Regions from separate parts of the Homo sapiens genome. Here region 2 is linked to region 1. A link is a contact called in ENCODE Hi-C or POLR2A ChIA-PET data. All regions are on one chromosome and are shown on one strand. Each heading gives the region's core, a stretch centred on a gene start or an enhancer-like site at or near the end of the contact. The rest is flanking DNA. Distances are from core to core; before and after follow the strand shown. Region 1 holds the start of POT1 (protection of telomeres 1). Region 2 overlaps POT1-AS1 (POT1 antisense RNA 1).

What was found. Hi-C counts contacts between places; a loop is a spot of excess contacts on that map. ChIA-PET counts read pairs that join two places held with the same protein, here RNA polymerase II (POLR2A). Pooled maps may share reads with other maps.
Region 2: a loop to region 1 is called in a map of PC-9, with 9 times the contacts of the local background. The contact joins the enhancer-like site here to the promoter of POT1 in region 1. A Hi-C loop is called at or near these places in 7 of 168 maps with a recorded cell type or tissue (Caco-2, Calu3, IMR-90 and 4 more) and 5 of 50 pooled maps. POLR2A ChIA-PET finds 5 or more read pairs at or near these places in 4 of 52 experiments (A549, AG04450, PC-9 and 1 more).

Annotation. Positions count from the first base shown.
Region 1 is chr7:124,925,926-124,933,660 of GRCh38, forward strand. It overlaps POT1 (protection of telomeres 1), which reads right to left and starts at 3,900. Exons shown (of 19, transcript NM_015450.3): 1 at 3,869-3,900; 2 at 2,890-3,074. POT1-AS1 (POT1 antisense RNA 1) reads left to right here and starts at 3,948. Exons shown (of 8, transcript NR_125719.1): 1 at 3,948-4,091. RefSeq lists enhancers at 3,836-4,135, 3,890-4,184.
Region 2 is chr7:124,988,756-124,996,490 of GRCh38, forward strand. The region is part of intron 2 of POT1-AS1 (POT1 antisense RNA 1); the gene reads left to right. Among named protein-coding and RNA genes, the nearest start is that of POT1-AS1, 63 kb to the left of the region's middle. Within about 2 kb of position 4,181, at least 3 of the 41 ENCODE cell types and tissues checked have a DNase peak (open chromatin) inside an H3K27ac peak, as active enhancers do; they include PC-9 and ascending aorta, where a contact is called at or near this core.

The DNA.
Region 1 (7,735 bases), core at 2,650-5,149:
ACGTATATGTCACCATACACGAAAATAAACTTAAGACGGATTAAAGATTTGAATGTAAGACCCAAAACTATAAAAATATAGAAGAAAACCTAGGAAAAACTCTTCTAGATATTGGTTTAGGCAAACAATTCATGACTAAGACCTCAAAAGCACAGGCAATAAAAACACAAATAGACAAATGAAACTTAATTAAGCTAAAAAGCTTCTGTGCTACAAAAGAAATAACAGAATGAACAATCTCAGGAATGAGAGAAAATATTTGCAAACTATACATTCAACAGAGGACTAATATCCAGAATTTACAAGGGACTCAACCAAAAAACCCCCAAATAAGCCCATTAAAAAGTGGGCTAAGGACATGAACATTTTTCAGAAGAAGATAAACAAATAGCCAACAAGCACATGATAAAATGTTCAATATAACTAATCATCAGTAAAATGCAGATTAAAACCACAATGAAATATCACCTTACACCAATCAGAATGGGTATTAAAAAGACAAAGAAAAAACAGACATTGGGGTGCAAAGAAAAAGGAATTGTTATACACTGTCGGTGAGAATGTACATTAGTACAACCTCTATGGAAAACAGTATAATGAGTTTTCGAATAACTAAAAATAGAACTACCATTTGACCCAGCAATCCCACTACTGGGTATGTACCCAAAGGAAAAGAAATCATTAAATAAAAAAGAGACCTGCACTCATATGTATACCACAGCAGTATTCAAAATCACAAAGATATGCAATCAACCAAAGTGTACATCGATGGAGGACTGGATTTAAAAAGTCACATATGTACACAATACTATTTAGACATTAAAAAGAATGAAATTATGTCTTTTGCAGCAACATGGATAGAAATGGAGACCATTATCTTAAATGAAACAACTGAGACACAGAAAGAGAAATACTGCATGTTCTCACTCAAAAATGTGAACTAAATAATGTGTACACACAGAAGCAGAGTGTACAGAGATGGACAATGGAAACTTGGAGGGGTAGGGGATTAGGAGTGGAGTGGATGATGGGAGGTTGCTTGGTGGGTACAAGCTGCATTGCTCCAGTGACAGATGCACTGAAGGCCCTTACTTTACCACAGTGCTATATATCAACATAGCAAAACTGCACTTGTTTCCCACACCTATTTACAAAATAAATTTTAAAAATTTTGTTTAAATTATCAAAAGTATCACAACTCATTTCTTGAAAGACATTTTCTGCTTTCATTTTTTCACCTGACATTCAATCCTCAAACTACTGAAAAATGAATTTGCTCTTAGTGTTTAAGCAAAACTAATCTTTCCAAGTGATCAATAATTTCTTGGTTATTAGAATGAACAGATACTTTTCAGACCTTTGAGCATCTAATAGCAACATAATGCTCTGTTTAGTAGCAAAGACAATGGGAATGCAAATCACTGCTCAGCCACTTACTGGCTATTAGACCTTGAATAAATCACTTAACCTGTGTTTGTTTTCCAGCTATAAAATGAGAATAATACTTAGAGTTCTTAGGAGAGAACATATACAAAGAGATTACATATACAAAGCATTTAGGAGAGTGCCTACTAGACAACAATCTATACAAGTGTTATTGAAACTTGCATTCTTACGTATCAAAGACTCCTGAGTTTCTTCCTCCTTCTCTAGACCATCTCTGCTACTTATTCATACTACTTTCTTTCACTGACTCCTTCAACATGGTTCTCTTCTCTTCTATGCTTTGGCTCAAACCCATCTAAATGAGAGTCCCTTTGGGCTTCAAACTCCCCAATCCACTTGCCTACTGCACACTACTATTTATATACCTCTAAAGACCTTTCAAATATGACCAAAATTGAACTTATCATGTTTCTCCCTAAGTATGTACCCCCTATTTTCTTCTCCTTGTTGGCTAGGAATTAGAAACAGAAGTTTCCTGAATTTCTCTTTGCCACTCTAGTCTAATTGTTCTCTAAGACCTACTGATTCTGCTTCTTTATCCTGTCAGGTCTAAAGGAAATCATCTATATTCAAATTCCTGCTCTACTTCATATCATCAATATGATCTCAGGCAAATTGCTTAACCTTTCTGAAACACAGTGTCTTTAATAACAGTACCTATGTCATAGGTCTTTGTGATGATTAAATAATATACGTAAAAACTACCTAACGCATGGAAAAAAATGCAATGAATGTTAACTTTAGTTATTATTATTACTATCTTTTTTCAATATCCTTCCCATCATCCCCTCTGCCACTGGCCCAGATCATCATCAACTCTCACCTAAATTACTGTAATTGCCTCTTAACTAAACATCTTTCCTCTAATCTTGCATTCGCCAATATATTCTCTACCTAGGAGCAAAGTTTTTTGAACTCAAAGTAAATCATGTCTTTCTCCTGCTAAAACCTACTAAAGACTTCCCATAGCTTTTAGAGTAATATCCAAATTCCTCAACATGCACATAAGGACTGCTTTTTACCTCAAAGGAAGGTACAGCACAGTCTGTTATCCCGTAAGTTCCAGCTCAACTTTCGTGATCTGTCAGAACCAAAAGCTCTCTCATGTTCACACATCACAATGCTAATATCACACCTATTAATTTTAATTGGAGATCAGGTGATTGATCTGTCAGACCCCACAGAAATGTGATTATCTTTAGTTCCGGGACTATATTTATTCATCTTTGTACCTCAGAAACTTACTCCAATGTTTCACACACGAATTTGATAATTGTTCGCTAAATAAGTACTGAATAAGAATAACTTATTGAAATATTCAATCTCAAATGTTATGACAAAGATAAAAACCATACCTAAACCAGTTCTCATAAATAAACTCAACACTTAAAAACTGCATTCCTTTTAGTAGGAAAAAGCATTCTGAGTTATAGAAATTCTTACCTGAATATATTTCTTGCTATAATTGTAACCTGGCTGTAGGGATCCGAAATCTACTTTATGTAATTTACTCAGCGGCTGAACTTCAGGCACCCCATTGACTTCCTTTATTAATTCAAGTGGCATATCAGTTCTGCTTCACACTGATGTCCAAAGCAAATTCAACTAGGGAATCTGACAACTTGCTGCTGAAAATACAAAACCAGTGTTTTACCCAAAATGAAGTCAATAATTTGCTTTAAGTCTCTTTGACTTAGTTATGCTTTTCCTTATTATAGTTAACACGGTTCGGGGTTGGGGGGTGACAGGAGGATGGATTATTTTACAATTTTATTGCAAAGATCAATACAAAACATTCTTCCAAGGAACTGAAACTTAACCATTTTCTACTTAGCTGCGTAAAGTACCTCCAAAAAGCCAGTTTTAAGATCTGTAACGTCACTAACAAACGCTTTTAACATTGTGCTTTAAAATGTAAAATTTATTGGGGAAGAGGGAGGCTGAAAAATCGTGTTTTTTTTTAACCCCCACGGGAGCTGTAATATTGTATAGACAAACTGTGCACCAAAAGCATCGTACTCCAACATGTTTCTGTGGCCCCCTCCCTTCACCCGCTAAATAAATGAAGAAACAAAAATTACTGAACTGAGATTAACTTCTGCATCGTAGGCTCAACCTTATTTCACAGACCTCTTGACGGGGACACTCACTAGTGTCGATATCTAATTTTAATGTTTGCGCACCAACCTTCCCCCAAGCCACCTGAGCTCTGTGAGGGCGGGGACTTGGACTTAACTCCTGTCTGCTTCTCCCAAAACACCAAGAAAGATGCTGAACACAGCAGGCTCGAGATAAACACTCGTAAGAAAGCGTTTCTCTGCGATAATTACATCAAATTTTGATCTAAACTAATTCAATCCCGGGCCCGTTACGTCTGGCACCCACTCAAATGAACACACCAAACCTTACAAATTTCACTCACCCGTACTCTAGAAAGAACCCTAGGAAGAGTTTAGGCGGGCGCGCAGGTGACGTCACACGCACGCTGACGGTTCAGCTCCACGCATGCGTGCAGGATCCCTGGGCATAGTCGCTTGTTCTCCGCCCGCGGTGGACCAGCTGCGTAACGGTTCACACACTGATGGCGCCTGGAGGTTTGGCGAAATACTGACAGGATGCGACGTCAACGGGAGCGCAGGGCCAAGGTACAGGCCCCGCCCAGTCCGGTCACATCCCCCGGAATTCTCGCAGCTCCCCTTAGCTCCGCCCCCAGTGACTTTCCAGCTTTCGTGGCGGGAGGCAAGCTTAGGGGAAGCGGGCGGGTCCGCTGGGCGGGATTTGAGCTTCCCTTTGGTAGATTCGAAGCTCCTGTAGGCAGAGCCTTTCTTTTAATGTCCAGTTCTCTTCCTCCAAGAAATAGGCACCTACTGCAGTCTTTACAAGGAAGCATTTACAAGGATAACAATGTTATTTGGGAGTTTTTATAGTAATTTCGGGCATTGGCATAATGCCACCATTGAGTCTTGCTATTTACAGACAGATTTGATTAACCTTGTCATTGTTTTATAGGGCCATGATTTTGTGGTATAATTAATATTTATTATAATTTATTTTATAGGTTTATTATAGTTTATTTAATATTTATTATAACTTATAATTGATAAATATTATAATTTATCATTTATAATGATAAATTGTTAAACATGAATTCTCTGCTAATTCCAGATATATGCCTTCAATCATTTAAGTGAAATCATCCTAGTGTGAAACTAAATGTAATAAAGAATTACATGAATATTTCCAAGGCTAATTTGAACTAAAATATCTTCTTTATATACATATTTGCAGGAGGATATAGCTAACTTTTTTTTTTTTTTTGAGACGGAATCTCGCTCTGTCACCAGGCTGGAGTGCAATGGCGCAATCTCGGCTAACTGCAACCCCCACCTCCCGGGTTCAAGCAATTCTTCTGCCTCAGCCTCCCTAGTAGCTGGGATTACAGGCGCAGGCCACCATGCCTGGCTAATTTTTGTATTTGTTTAGTAGAGACGGGGTTTCCCATTTTGGCCAGGCTGGTCTCGAACTCCTGACCTTGTGATCCGCCCACCTTGGCCTCCCAAAGTGCTGGGATTACAGACATGAGCCACTGTGCCCAGCCAGCTATGTTTGAAGTGCCTTTTTAATCAACAGGAAGCATTCAGTATTAGCCCATCTCCTGTTTCCCCTCCCCATCCCTGTAGTTATATCCCACGCAGAAGCCGGGGTGACAAGTGCATGAACTCAGGAGCTGTCCATTTGAGGAAAACTATAGGGAAGGTTTAGATGCTATCCTCCTTCCATCTCTGGCTGCATCCGGCTGAGAAATACTATTCCTCCTTTTTATGTGAAGCCCTCCACATGGGCTTTGGACCCTGACCAATTTCATCTCCCTTCCATCATCATCAATATATTTTCTCTTAATGTATTTTAAGCTTTCCTTCTTTTATTCATTCTTTCCCGTCACCATTTAAACACATTCTCCCAGGCTCTTGCTCTGTCGCCCAGGCTGAAGTGCAGTGGCGAGATCATAGCTCGCTGCAGCCTGGAACTCCTGGGCTCAAGCTATCCTCTGGCCTCAGCCTTCTAAGTAGCTGGGACTACAGGCACAGGCCACCACACCCGGCTAATTTTTTAAAAAAATTTTGTGGAGACGAGTTCTCACTATGTTGCCCAGTCAGTCTCACACTCCTCTGTGGGTACTAAATATTTGTTGAATGAACAAATGCTGAGGAAAACTGTTTATCTTACTTCTGACTTCCACCCCTCCATCCCACCCCTGCCCCCCACCACCCCATTACACTTAAACTGCCCTTAGAAAAACCACTGAAGAACTCTTTATTGCTAACCCAAAAGGACATTTTTAGTCTCATATTTTTGAAAACATTCTTTGTGCTACAACATGGTCCTAGTTTTCCTCTTACCTTCTACCAACTGAATCTTTTAAAATTTCTCATAATCTGTTTAGCCTGTAAGTATCCATGTTCTGTAGAATGTGATGAAGATGTCTAATAGAGGTATACGTAAGTCCTTTTATTTTGTTAAAGTGGTTGTTCTCAGTTCCTGTGGGACACAACACTTCCTACACGTTCAAGTAACTTCCAATCTTATTTCTTCTGCATAATCTCCCAATTAGTGGCAGAGGCTCCAGAGCCTGTAATGCTTTCCCTCACATTAGCAATTAATTTCCACAAATGAAGAAAATTGCTCATGAATATACAGTACAATTTAAGATAATAAGAGAGGAAAAAAAGAGATTGAATCAACTGAATAAGGCAATGAAGACATATTAATGCCAAAACAATCCATTACTATTGTTCTATGCCTGTTGAAGCAGCATAAAAAAGCTACTCTAAGGCTAACAATTAATGTAATTGTTATTAGAAGTTATGACTTTTAAAGGTTCAATGAAAAAAGTTTTTATATAAAATCTGCAATGTAAAAATGTTCATTTTAAGAAAAGTTAAAATTAAATTTTCATTAATAAATAATGAAGACTAAAAGCAAAATGGGTAATTTTTAAGTGATGTATAAATATAAGGATTCAGTATAGTTATCATAAATAAATCAAACGTGAAAGAAATTAGTCTGCAAATTTCTGACACATCTTCCCTCTCATAGCATTTTCATATTATCCTTTACTATTTACTTGTTAATGTCTACATGTAAAATTGAATTGCCTAACATGTCCAGCACTTCAAATTCATTTCCTTTGCATTAATTGTGGGGTGATTAACCCATTCCTGTTTGCAGTCCATCTGTCCTGCAAGCTGTTATCATCAGGTTGCATCTCTAGAGCCTGACAATATCATCTTCTTACTCCTGAGATTTTCTAGGAATAATAGCTAGGCTACATTAGTTGGAGTTCATTTCCTTGTGTCTAATATTCTTTCTGCCCAATCCTAATGAACATCTAAATGGATTTGTAAAATCCTATTTCAATAAAGCATCAAATTTTTATATTGTTATGTAGCTGAGCCAGGAGATAAATCAAACATAATTTTTTCTCAAATGTATGTTTAAGTTACAAATTTAAATGGTAAAGCATGTAATCACTCAGTGCATACTAGGAAGCAAAATAAAGATATTTTTAAAACATAATATTAGGTACCACAAATTGAGAAAACATTATTATCCATTGAAGAGGTCTCTCAAAAGCTTTTGTACTTTAATAATAAATCTTTTTAATTTATTATTTAAAATATCCTAGGCCAGGCACAGTGGCTCACACCTGTAATCCCAGCACTTTGGGACGCCGAACCAGGCAGATCACAAGATCAGGAGTTCGAGACCAACCTGGCCAACATAGTGAAAACCTGTCTCTACAGAAAATACAAAAAATTAGCCAGGTGTGGTGGCGGGCACCTGTAATCCCAGCTACTCGGGAGGCTGAGACAGGACAATCACTTGAACCCAGGAGGTGGAGGTTGCAGTGAGCTGAGATCACACCATTGCACTCCAGCCCGGGAAACAGTGCGAGACTCCGTCTCAAAAAAAAAAAAAAAAAATCCTCATCAGTTAAAAAATTGTCTTTCCTTCAGTTGCTACTCATTTTAAGAATTGTTGGGCCAGGTATGGTGGCTCTCGCCTATAATCCCAGCACTTTGGGAGACCGAGGCGGGTGGATTACCTGAGGTCAGGAGTTCAAGACCAGCCTGGCCAACATGGTGAATCCCCATCTCTACTAAAAATACGAAAAAAATTAGCTGGGCCTGGTGGCACACCCCTGTAATCCCAGCTACTCTGGAGGCTGAGGCAGGAAAATTGGTTGAGCCCAGGAGGCAGAGGTTACTGTGAGTCGAGATCGTGCCAC
Region 2 (7,735 bases), core at 2,931-5,430, 63 kb after region 1:
TTAAAAGCATTTTTCTGCCTGCAACTTCTTTGGTTTTTTTTACTCTGACTCTTATTATTTTCCTATTATGGCCAGAGGTAAAGGGAGTCAGAGGGTAAGAGGTAAGTATCACAGAAGGCCAAGTCTTCTACAACTTCAGAAGTAACACCATGTAGAACAGGAAGAGCTAAAAAAAAAAATTAAAAATATATTTGGAGGGACCATGACATGATGGAAAGGGAAGGAAAGGAGAGGGTAGGGGAGGGGACACACCCAGGAACAATATTTTGCATCCTTCAATCTAATCAAGTCAACACTCAATATTAACCATCACATCTGAATAGCAGTGCTAAGAGATCCACAGTCTCACTGCTGTTTGTGGTTCTTTTAACTCTCTTCACTGCTAGTGTCTCAATTTATGGGGTAGGTGAGAAATCATATGGAGCTTGTTATTTTCTTTACATACTTTAAAAACCAGGTACATAATCTATTTAACATGAGATATCTTGGTTTGGTGCCCAATTATCCTTTCCTCTCATTTAGTGTTACACTAATTAGCTCAGCGCTATCATCCAACTGTCAGATCAGACTTAATTCAATTAATTTAATCTCCACCCAACACCCTTATATAAAAGTGAACAATAGCTTACTGACATTTTTTTCATCAATAATTTATCATAGTGATTGCTCTATATTCAGGTGTAATACTCCTTATCTTGGAAGCGAAAAAAGAAGTACATGCTCAGATATGCAAATACCAATTTTCTGATAAATTCTGGCAAAAAGTGAACTCACATTAGTAATAAACTATTTCTATAAATAATCATTTATAGATTCTATAAAAATCATTTTTATCATATAACTTTTGTGTGTCCGCAGGAATATTTCATTTTGACTTTCTGAATGAAGTAGGATACTTTAGGTATATAAGATTTTTTTCCATCAAACTCAAAATTATTTTTAATGCATTTTCACTGGGCATTTAATACTATAACTATTTGCCCCGAATATTTCTTTATATGATATTTTAAATTTACATGTGACTAATCTGTGACATGATAGTTTAGTAGCCAATTAAATTTTGAAAGTTGCTGTTCTTTTAACAGTGGAAGGAACAGGCATAAGAGAAACATTCTGTACTAAGCAATTATGTGTGGGATGTATTTAAGAATATATAAAGTTATTGCTCTCAATGCAATTTTACTTCCATGTTCTGGAAAATTATTAATGTATCTGTGGAAAAAGAGATTCATATTTTAAAATACTATCAAAGTTTTCCACTATTTGGTATGAATTTGTTCCCAAACATGCCCCAGTTCTCTTAGTGTATGTGGACATTTGCCAGGAAAATAGGTAAGAATGACTACTAAGATGACTACTATTTTGGTCCAGAGAGGAATGGGATTTGTTTATCTCTCAATGTTCTTTCTCTGTGTTTGGACAATTCTTGGCTTTTCTTGATTTACATAAATGTGCACCCAGGATTGGCTTCATGTAAAGAGAATGTAGAAGTCTCGCTAGTAGTTATTGTTTAAAGGTATTACCTCTGGTCCTGGCTTAAAGCTCTATAACTGGGAGAGCAGACCTTTGTATCTCAATGGGAATAAAGTGAAAGCATGTGACAATGGGATAGACAGAGGAAGAGGACCAGTGTACCTGAGATGAGGAGGCTGGTTGTTCATGAATGAAGAACTTCATATCTACTCTAGATTTTTACTTTTAAAATTGATGTGTAGCTTTTACAAACTTTGACAAGATTTCTTACTATTGATATTAAAAAGGATAAAATATACTAATAAAGAAAACTTTAGATCTTCATGCCAGAAAACAATATCCTGTCCTAAAGTACAACTTCTGGAAGATAAATTATAGAAGTTTAGATTTAAAAGATTTACCATTTCTTATTCCAATATGATCTGATTGTTATGGGGGAATGGAAAAAAGGTGATTATCACTCTGGATAGATAAGAAAGTGCAAATCTAAGACGAATATTAGGTGAATATAGTTTAGTGATATAACTTATAGTTCCTGGCTACATTGTTTATAATAGAGTAAAAAAATGGCAATGCCCCAAATGTTCAATTGCAAGGTATCTGTTACAGGTACCTTGGTATTAGTTAGACATTAAGAAATACACAATTATTTAGAAAATGTTTAAAGTATATTTAATGAAGGAATCAAGTTATAAAAGAGTAATCTATAGATACATTATAAATATATTATGTAGGTGACCTGATGATGTGCCACACACATTCCCTCTTCAAGGATTAGACTTGCTGCCCAGCTATAGCAAGTATGGTGAGCAGACAGCTTCCAGCTGTCATTTTCTTCATGGTCTGCCTCGGCTGCAGAGAGAGCTGCTTTGCCTGACTTTACTCCCTGGATCACTCAATGATTGACACAGGTCAGGGTATAAATGTTTAGCTATTTGGGACTGACCTAGGATACTCTGAAGGGTAGCAATCACTGTAGAGCTCCTTGTTGGGCTGGCTGAGACTTTGTTAGGCCTGACAAAGTTTGACTTCTTTCTCTACCCAAACGTGTATTTTCTTTCCCTTCCACAGATTAAGCCCCGAAAAACATCTTGTATCCCAAACTCCATCTGAGCATCTACTTCTAGAGAACCTATTTGTGGTACACAGAATAATGGCCCCTCAAAGTTGTCCACATCTGAATTTCAGAAACCTGTAAATATGTTACCTGACATGGCAAAAAGGATTTTTCAGATGTGACTAAATTAAGAATCTTGATATGTGAATATTATCATGAATTATCTGGTGGCCCCAATGTAGTTATAAGGGTTCTTCTTAGAGGGAGAGAGAAGTTTCAGAGTCAGAAAAGTAGATATAGCAAAAGAAGAAGGGGTCAGAGTCAGAGAGAGATTTAAAGATGTTAATCTACCAGGTTCTTGTTTTGGTTTTTAAAATAAATTTTATTGTGTGTATTTATTTGTTATACAACAAATACAACAACATGTATACAACATGATGTTATGGGATACATATAGGTAGTAAAATCATTACTATAGTGAGGCAAGTTAACATATACATCATCTCACATAGTTATCCTTCAATTAATTAATTAATTTTTTTGTGGCAAGAGCAGGTTAAATCTACTTATTTTGCAGATGGAGGAAGAGGCCAGGAGCTAAGGAATCCAGGCCATCTCTAGAAGATGGAAAAGACAAGGAAGCAGAGTCATCCCTAGAGGGATCCAGAGGGAACATGGCCCTGCTGACAACTTAATTTCAGTCGAGTGAAACTTATTTGGGACTTCTGACTTCAGAACTGTAAAATTATAAATTTGTCTTGTCTTAAACCACTAAATAGATTTGTTACAGAGAAAATAGGAAACTAATTCACCGTCCAACAGCACATTTTGTTCAATCTGATATCATTTTGGTTAAAAATGTTTTTCACAGGAAAAAATACTGGGAGAATATACATTGAAGGATGTATAATATTTATTACTGGGTAAGATTTTGCTCATGTCGTTTTCTAGATTATCTATAATAAATGTATTTTTCTACAACAAATAAATTTGTAAAGAAGGAAGTGAATGGTTTCCATGAACTTTGGTCAAAATACTCAAAAGTAATGATGGAATATATGTACTCTATATCTTTTCTAAAGGAAAACTGAGAGAACACTATTAATTATCATGATAGAATAATCCTTTAGAGAGAGAACATGAGATCAGATTAGCTCAAATGGATGAAATAGCAACACGGTACATGCTGAATTAAGTTATTTATAAACATTGTTTATTTAGATTGTTCCTGTATTGATGGTGGTATTCACTTTGTTGTCATTCTCTCTTTTCTTTTTTCACTGTTAACAATGCTACGATAAATATCCTTGCACTGAGATCTTTATCTACTCTCTCCTTAACACTTTTAGGATAGATTCTTAAGAGATTAATTCTGCCTAAATAATTTATATGTTTTAATTTCTAATAAGCGTCATCAGATTGCTCTTCAAAGGTGCCATTACTATTCAAATTTCCAGTAGTAATGCATAGGAATACCCAGTCCCCACAGTGCCCTTTTAGATTTTTATAGATTGACACAAATGACATGACTAGGGCTTAGGGACCAGCCAGAAACTTGCTGCAAAGGTGACTTGAAACTTAACCCAAGATTGTTGGCTAAGAAGGTTTATATGTTCTCTGTTTCTGATCAAGGTTGATCCTGAGATCAGGAGTTTGGGCTGCGACTGCTGGGAACTAGCCTGAGTCATACACTGGGCCAACATTCCAGTGTTATCTTCAGTTAGTTTCCTTAGTCATACTCCAACCACATTGAGACATACTCTCCTTGTCCTTTAATTGTTTATAATTTAATTTTCTTCTGCTTGAAATTTTGTCCATTATAAGCTATTTTCATATTTGTGAGAAAATGAAATCACAGAATTTCAAAATTTTGGGGACGAAGATATACAACCTTCCACCAAATCCAGTTTTCTGGTAAGCATTTACTGCTCTTATCCTTTAAGATCTAAACTTAAAACTGTATTTTCTCGGAAGCCTTTCCTCATTCTTTCAGCTGCTGTCATTCTTGCCTCTATTCAAATCTATGATGCTTCATTTGCACTTTTTGTTTTTTTGGCAATTTATTACAGTAAGTACTTTGAAATTTAGTGGTCTAGCCTGTTTGTGTAGCTAGAAAGGAATACTTGAGGCTGGGTAATTTATGAAGAAAAAAGGTTTATTTGGCTTACAGTTCTGCAGGCTGTACAGGAAGGATGGCATCAGCATCTGCTTCTAGTGAGGGCTTCTGGAAGCTTCGACTCAGGATAGAAGTTGAAGGGGAGCTGGCATGTAGAGATCACATGGTGGAAAGTAAGAGAGAAGGAAAAAGAATAGGGAGGGAGGTGGCAGACTTTTAAACAATTAGATCTCTGGGAACTATTAGAACTGAGGAGAACTCACTCATTACCACTGAGATGGGACTAAACCATTCATGAGGGATTTGCCCCATGACCCAAACACCTTACACTAGGTCCCACCTTCAACATCGGGGATCAATTTAGATGTGAGATGGAGGGGACAATTGTCCAAACTATGTAAGTTTGTTATTTTTCCTAAAACAGTATCTTATAATAAATAGGAATATAAGTGTGTGTTAAAATATAAGCCTGTTAATTTTACAAATGTGAAACGATTTGCAGTTATGGCAAACAAACAAAACAACTGAATCTCATTAGTATGCATGAGATTCAGGCTTTGAGAAGTTTTCTTTGATGAAAAACAAAGGCAGAGAAAGCCATCATAACTATATCCTGCAGAAGCAGGGGTACATTTATCTGGTCAGAAATTGCAATAATTTTTAATTGTTGTAAATTTTTGCTAGCAAATTAGATTTGCCAGCATAGGCTATAACAATTTGTTATAGGTTGAATTGTGTCCCTCAAAAAGATATGTCAAATCTTAATTTTCAGTACCATAATGTTACATTTTTGTAAATAGGGTTATTGCAGATGTAATTAAGTTGAGCTTGGGTTCCACTAGAGTAAGGCAGGCTCTTAATTTAATATAATTGGTGTTCTTATAAGAAAGAATAGACATAGAGACAGAGATGCACAGGGATAACACCATGTAATGACAGAGGGAGAGACTGCAGTGACACACCTACAGGCAAAGGAACATCAAGGGCTGCCAATATCTTAGTCCATTTTCTGTTGCTTATAAAAATATCAGAAACTAGATAATTTATTTTAAAAAAGGATTCAATTTCTTAAAAATAGGGAGGCTATTTTCACAGTATTGATTCTTCCTATCCATGAGCACAGAATGTTTTTCCATTTGTTTGTGTCTTCTCTTATTTCCTTGAGCAGTGATTTGTAGTTCTCCTTGAAGAGGCCCTTTACATTGCTTGTAAGTTGTATTCCTAGGTATTTTATTCTCTTAGTAGCAATTGTGAATGGGAGCTCATTCATGATTTGGCTCTTTGTTTGTCTGTTATTGGTGTATAGGAATGCTTGTTATTTTTGCACTTTGATTTTGTATCCTGAGACTTTGCTGAGGGTGCTTATCAGCTTAAGGAGATTTTGGGCTGAGACAATAGGGTTTTCTAAATATACAATCATGTCATCTGCAAACAGAGACAATTTGACTTCCTCTCTTCCTATTTGAATACCGTTTATACTGCCCAAAGTAATTTATAGATTCAATGCTATCCCCATCAAGCTACCACTGACTTTCTTCACAGACTTGGAAAAAACTACTTTAAACTTCATATGGAACCAAAAAAGAGCCTGCATAGCCAAGACAGTCCTAAGCAAAAAGAAGAAAGCTGCAGGCATCACACTACCTGACATCAAACTATACTACAAGGCGACAGTAACCAAAGCAGCATAGTTCTGGTACGAAAACAGATATATAGACCAATGGAACAGAACAGAGCCCTCAGAAATAACACCACACATCTACAACCATCTGATCTTTGACAAACCTGACACAAACAAGCAATGGGGAAAAGATTCCCTATTTAATAAATGGTGTTGGAAAAACTGGCTAGCCCTATGCAGAAAACTGAAACTGGACCCCTTCCTTACACCTTACACAAAAATCAACTCAAGATGGATTAAAGACTTAAATGTAAGACCTAAAACCATAAAAATCCTAGAAGAAAACTTGGGCAATACCATTCAAGACATAGGCATGGGCAAAGACTTCATGTCTAAAACACCAAAAGCAATGGCAACAAAAGCCAAAAATTGACAAATGGGACCTCATTAAACTAAAGAGCTTCTGCACAGCAAAAGAAACTATCATCAGAATGAACAGGCAACCTACAGAATGGGGGAAAATGTTTGCAATCTATTCATCTGACAAAGGGCTAATATCAGAGTCTACAAAGAACTTAAACACATTTACAAGAAAAAAAAACCATCAAAAAGTGGGTGAAGGATATGAACAGACACTTCTCAAAAGAAGACATTTATGCAGCCAACAAACATATGAATAAAAGCTCATTATCACTGGTCATTAGAGGAATGCAGATCAAAAGCTCAATGAGATACCATCTCTCACCAGTTAGATGGCTATTATTAATAAGTCAGGAAACAACAGTTGCTGGAGAGGATGCAGAGAAAAAGAACACTTTTACACTCTTGATGGGAGTGTAAATCAGTTCAACCATTGTGGAAGACAGTGTGGCAATTCCTCAAGGATCTAGAACTAGAAATACCATTTGACCCAGCAATTCCATTACTAGGTATATACCCAAAGGGTTATAAATCATTCTACTATAAAGACACATGCACACATATGTTTATTGTTGCACTATTCACAATAGCAAAGACTTGGAACCAACCGAAATGTCCATCAGTGATAGACTGGATAAAGAAAATGTGGCACATATACACCATGGAATACTATGCAGCCATAAAAAGGGATGAGTTCATGTCTTGCAGGGACATGGATGAAGCTGGAAACCATCATTCTTGGTAAACTATCACAAGAACAGAAAACCAAATACCACGTGTTCTCACTCATAAGTGGGAGTTGAACAATGAGAACGCATGGACACAGGCAGGGGAACGTCACACACTGGGGCCTGTCAGCGGGTGGGGGGTGTTAGGAGAGGGTTAGCATTAGGAGAAATATCTAATACAGGTGATGGGTTGATGGGTGCAGCAAACCACCATGGCATATGTATACCTATGTAATGAAACTGCACATTCTGCATGTGTACCCCAGAATTTAAAGCAAAAAAAAAAAAAAAAAGGCTAAAAAGTCCGGGCTGGGTGCTGT